2 separate regions of the Homo sapiens genome follow, and region 2 is linked to region 1. Evidence: chromatin loops called from intact Hi-C (ENCODE). Cell type or tissue: dorsolateral prefrontal cortex. All regions are shown on one strand. Each heading gives the region's core, and the rest is flanking DNA. Links, peaks and the distances in the headings are about the cores only. Region 1 overlaps HGD (homogentisate 1,2-dioxygenase). Region 2 has its middle 29 kb from the start of NDUFB4.

Region 1 (2,914 bases), core at 256-2,755:
ACCAAATCCTTGATTCACTGGCTCTGGGTCTGTATGTAACAAGCTTCTGGAGTGATTCTAATGATTAGCCAGAGACAGGACCTACTATTCTACGTAACTGATTTCCTCTTGCTGCTGTAAAAAATTACCACAAATTTATTGGCTTAAAACAACACAAATGTATTATCTTGAAGTTGTGGAGGTCAGAAGTCTGAAATCGGTTTCACTGGGCTAAAGTCGAGGTGTCAGTGTGGCTGTTTCTTCTGGAGACTCTATGAGAGATTGTGTTTTCCTGCCTTTTCCATGGATTCTGTTTCCTCTTCTAGAGGCTACCCACATTCCTTGGTTTGTAGCCTCTTCCTCGATCTTCAAAAAAATGTATCTCTGCTTTTGTAATCACGTCACATTTTCTCCTCTTATAAGTCAAATCTCCCTTTGCCTCCCTCTTATAATGACACTTGTGATTACATTTAGGATACACCCAAATAATTAGGATATCTCCCCATCCCAAGATCCTTAATTATATATGCAAAAGTCTGTTTGGCTAGAAAAGATAATACTCACAGGTTTCAGGGGTTAAGCCATACATATCTTTCAGAGTGAGCCATTAGCCATTATTCAGCCTACTGCGATAATGTGCAAGTTCCCTTTACAATCTATGTTCTATGTTCCCATCAAGGTTAATTAGAAATATTAGACTCTTTTTCCACAGAAAAAAAAAATGTAGCAGTAGTTTCATCTCTACCCTGACTTCTCTCTCTTTCCTTCATGCCCAGTAAGAGGAAGTGAGGTGCACCATCTGTTCATCTCATCAGGTGTTACCTAGAATCAGAGTCAGGAGAAAGCACCTCATAAAACTACTCTGACAAGTAAACCATATCCTGGGGACCAGGTGAGAATTAAAAAGCTGTATACTCATAAGCTGCCAAAGAGCTGATGGTACTGAAGTCACATGGAGCTCAGGAATTTATTCTTGCATTTAGAAAGTATGCATATAATTCTCTCGAAAAGAAATGAAATCATATTTTTCTGTCGGATCAAATTATTCAGAAATCCGAACTGTAGAAAACATACAAACACACTTGCTTAATGTTAGCTTTTTAATCTTATTTTTGTACACAGTATACTTTTACATAGGCACTGAACCAGCTGGAAATGAATGCTTGGATTTTCGCAGCTGATAAAAGCAGAGTTCAGATTCTGTCCTTGAGCTCAATGTCTGGAGAAAGCAGCTGTGAATACTGCTTCCTTAATTCAGATGCCTTTGGCCGTGAGGGGCATGGCATTTTAAAGCTGCAATAAACTCTGTACTTTTTCTCTCAGGGGATTAGAAAAACCAATTGATTTGATAGTGACTCAGCAGTTTTCACCTTCCTCTTTAGCCAATGCCCTGCAGCTAAGATTGAGAAACGGATTCAGAACTCACACCTCTTGGTGCTTGGTGGCTCCCTTCCAAACCATCAGCTGTTCTTTCTACTTTCTTTCCTATTTTTTAAAGCACAGTCTGAATCAAGTGCTTCAGAACCATTTATACTAACTCGTGTTCCAAACACATAACCCTGAACCCTCTTCTAAGGCCACCAGTTACAAAGAATGGGGAAGGTTAATGAGTAACTCCACCAGTGCCTGCCAGAAAGCTCAGCTGTACTCCAGCCTTCCTTCCTCTCTTGCAGAGAGAAACAATGCGGCAGTTGAACAAAGCGAAGGCACTGTAATGCCCAGTGGCTTCAGTCACAGGCTGGTCTAAAATTCCATTTCACAGAATTGAAGATAATTTGGGGTTATTACCAATTCTCAGCAGCTCAAATTCAATCCCGTTGATGGTGAGCATGGGGTTCATTTTGAGAGTAGAAAATTGGATGCAGTGGAGAATCAGAATGTTGGATGGTCTCTGCCATTTCCCCAAAGATATCATCCTAACTGCATGCTGCTGCTTTTAACAAATCAGTATACAACTTAGTATTTTTTGTGTTGACAAATTTTCAAATATACAAAATATTGAGTCTGAAGGCAAAAAGAATAATTTTTCACTTCCATTGCTTCCTAGGTCATAACATTCACATCTGATATTTCTTCCAAATACAGACTGTTGTTGGCCTGATCATCACTCACACATCCAGGCTTGTTACATCTCCACGCCACTGAGTATCAGGGAACCTGCCCCAATATTCACGTAGGTTCTTTTCTATTTTCCCTAAGCGTCGGCCAACTTTAGAAATAAAGGGACAGAGTACAAAAGAGAGAAATTTTAAAGCCGGGCATCCGGGGGAGGCATCACATTTCGGTAGGTTCCGTGATGCCCCACAAGCCACAAAAACCAGCAAGTTTGTATTAGGGATTTTCAAATGGGGAGGCAGTGTGCAAATAGGTGTGGGTCACAGACATCAAGTACTTTACAAGGTAATAGAATATCACAAGGCAAGTGGAGGCAGGGTGAGATCACAGGACCACAGGACCGAGGCGAAATTAAAATTGCTAATGAAGTTTCGGGCACCATTGTCATTGATAACATCTTATCAGGAGACAGGGTTTTTAGGATCAACTGGTCTGACCAAAATTTATTAGGCGGGAATTTCCTCTTCCTAATAAGCCTGGGAGCGCTGTGGGAGACTGGGGTCTATTTCACCCCTGCAGTCTCGACCATAAGAGACAGGCGCACCTGGAGGGGGGCTGTTTATAAGCCTATACCTCCTGGCTCGTATTCTCTTTCTCAGGGATGTTCCATGCTGAGAAAAAGAATTCAGCGATATTTCTCCCATTTGCTTTTGAAAGAAGAGAAATATGGCTCTGTTCTGCCTGGCTCACCAGCAGTCAGAGTTTAAGGTTATCTCTCTTATTCCCTGAACAATTGCTGTTATCCTGTTCTTTTTTCAAGGTGTCCACATTTCATGTTGCTCAAACACACATGCTGTACAATTTGTGCAGTTAATGCAAT
Region 2 (2,914 bases), core at 178-2,677, 110 kb after region 1:
CAGGTTGGGAAGGGAAGAGATAAATGATTGCCTGTGGTTTGGGGCCCACTGGTGCAGCCCATCTCCTCTCAACAGCTTTGCTGACCCCTTCTCGACAGTGCAGAGCCTCTCCCCTGTGTTTCTGTCACTGCACCAAAGCCACTCGTGGCAGCACCTTGTTCTTCTTTATGCAGTCACATTATCTGGGAATCTCAATGTGATTTGCAAGCTTACATAACTTCCCAAATGAGTCAGCATGCTCATCAAGAAGGCAGCATGGTGTCGTGGAAAGAACAAGGCATTTGGTGCCAGATAGAACAAGTTCAATTCCTGCATCTGCCACTTCCTAACTGTGTGTCTACACAAGTTATTCTACCTCCCCCAGCCTGTTTCTTCCTCTAACAAATGGAGATGAGAATATCTACCTAGGAGGGTTATTATAAGGATGAAGGGAGGTAAGGAACACTCAGAGTGTGATCAGTGTTTGCTTCTCCCATCCTATATCCTGATTTACACATCTAGCAGCAAATTCTTGAACCTTACTGACATGTAGTGAGTAGAAAATGCTGATTTGTCTTTGTCTGCTTTTAGCACCAGTTAATTTTTGATGAAAGTTTAAATCATGTATTTGTAAAGGAAAAATTGGTCTTGCTCTACTCTGGGCAAAGCAGGCACAGTGCGTGTGAAATAAATCAGCACCAGAAAGGTCTGTGGTGCTCTAGGTAGGGCTGGGCAGGCACAGCCTGGCTCAGGCCTGGCCGGACTGCAGTGGCAGCCAAAGATCACTAGCTTTCAGAGGAAACTTTGGGAGCATGCAGTAAGACAGACAGCCTGAAAAACAAAATATCCAAGAGAGGATGTGGGATCCAATCCGAATAGCTGCTTACCACAGTGGGGAGCGGTTAGGAATGGCATGGTAGAATGCCTTTTGCCAGACAAAGCAGCAGCATACGAATGAGGATGCTGCTGTGCTGGTCAGGGCTGGGGATAGTTCTGGAACTGTTTTTCCTAAGCGGTTAAAGCAAATGCAAGCTTAAAAAAAAAATAAAATCCCTGATCAGCAAATAAGTACTGCTACAAATGTTCTTCCCTGCTGGTCACAACACTATTAGGGCAGGAGTAGCAGACAAGCTCATTTCCAGGATCTTTACAGCCAGCATAATACATAGCTAGCAGTCAGCTGGGGGCAGCAGAGAGAATATTTATAATTTAGAGATGATTGGTTTGCATGTCCGTGGAGCAAAGAGGTAGCTAAAAAAGTAAAGCAAGAGCCGATCTTTAAACTCAGACACCCCAGAATGTTAGAGCTGGAAAAGATCTTTCAGATCATCTAACTGTTCTGGTGATTTTTATATACTAACAACAGCAGAACTTTTCTTTTAAATAAAATCTTATGCAGACTCTCCCCTTTAAAACAAATAAAAGGAGAGCTGCTCTGAGTAGGGGAGGGAGGGAGACAAGGGGGCAGTGTGGTTCTGGGACGGCAGCCTCTGAGCCTTCACTGTAGGTCTCCAGCAGTAGCCCAGAAATACGTCATGGAAATCCTGAGGCCCCACTGACCACAGCTTAGAAACCCCTCATCCAGTCTTAGGCTCACAGAGGGCAGGTGACTGGTCTAGGGTTACTGAGCAGAATTGGGACTAGAGCGCAAACCTCTTGATTTTAAGTTCCTTGCTCTCTGCTAAAAACCATCTCTCCTTCAGAAAAAAAAAAGTATCTGTAAAGATAAAGTTACCTCGTGAAATAGCTTATTAAAGTAAATGAGAAAGCCAGAGGCATCTGAGTGTAAACACTGGCTTTGAAAAGGATCCAATTTTATCTTCTTCTCTGCTGGACCCAAGGGCAGCTTCTTACTACATTTATTTTTAAGGCTTTTAGCGTAACAGTCACAAAATCCAAGGAGATTTACTAAATTAACGGTCACTTAAGCCAGGACGAGTCTAACCAGTTTGTACCTGTTAGAAAACAGAAACTTAAAATAATAGCTTAGTGTTAGAAAAAAAATTATTTTTACTATATTGGCACAATAAGAAAGGAAGGTGAAATGCACGGCAGATGAAGGGGCCAAACCAGAGCTCTCAGGCGCTGGAGCACGAAGCATTTCAGACTCTTGCCTCCGTTTATCGTTTGTGAGAACTCAGACAAGTCACAACGTCTCTGGACCTCAGTGTTTTCAATCTATAAAATGATTAAATCATTAAGGCTATTAAAGGTCAGTATGCAACAGAACTCTGACATAGAACTTCCCAGTGAGCAGGGTCAGCTGGTGCTGTGCCTAATTAACATGCAGCAGAAGTCTCTGTGTCCAAGGCCAAGGGCCTAGTAGTGCAATTAATACAGAAGAGAAAGGAGCGGGAGGAGGGAAGCAGGCAGAGAGGAAAGCAGAGCCTCTCCTTTCATGCTTCAGAGGACAGGACTTTGGTCAGCAGCATCCTGCACATTTATGTGAGGACTATTACCTGGAAGTCCTCTAAATGGCAAGATAAATGGCATGTGCATATGATGAAAAGTCTGTAAGGACATACACCAAAATGCCAACAGTGTTTTTACTGGGTTAAATGTTTATGAATGTCCTTTGCTTTCTTCCTTTCTTCCCTTCTTTCTTCCTTTCTTCCCTTCTTTCTTTCTCTTTCTTTCTTTCTCTCTCTCTCTTTCTTTCTTTTTCTTTCTCTTTCTTTCTTTCTTTTTTTCTTCCTCCCTCCCTCCCTCCTTCCTTCCTTCTTTCTTCATTCCTCTCATCCTTCCTTCTTGCCTTTCTCCTGTGTTTCCTACATTTTGTACCTTACCTATGTATTGCTTGTGTTTTCCCCACCAGAAGGTAAGCTCCATGAGTGCAGGAATTTTTGTTTCTTTTGTTCACTGCTGTATTCCTAGTGCCTAGAACAGTGCCTGGCATTTGGTAGGCACTCAATAAACATTTGTTGAGTAATGAATA

What was found. Peaks named below come from ENCODE experiments on the same cell type or tissue, not always from the same donor. Only the 100,000 strongest peaks of a DNase experiment are listed, where the experiment ranks them.
Region 2: it touches region 1 in a loop (3-fold over the local background); 3 of 110 quality-filtered maps call a loop at or near these places.

What each region holds. Positions count from the first base shown.
Region 1 is chr3:120,677,142-120,680,055 of GRCh38, reverse strand. The region is part of intron 1 of HGD (homogentisate 1,2-dioxygenase); the gene reads left to right. Among named protein-coding and RNA genes, the nearest start is that of HGD, 3.6 kb to the left of the region's middle. RefSeq lists an enhancer at 2,099-2,914. In dorsolateral prefrontal cortex, for the core only: no CTCF peak of the experiment used is centred there; a DNase peak (open chromatin) is centred at 1,655; H3K4me3 peaks cover 920 bases; H3K27ac peaks cover 1,952 bases.
Region 2 is chr3:120,566,144-120,569,057 of GRCh38, reverse strand. No RefSeq gene overlaps it. Among named protein-coding and RNA genes, the nearest start is that of NDUFB4, 29 kb to the left of the region's middle. In dorsolateral prefrontal cortex, for the core only: a CTCF peak has its summit at 1,188 (motif pointing right); a DNase peak (open chromatin) is centred at 2,274; H3K4me3 peaks cover 889 bases; H3K27ac peaks cover 2,500 bases.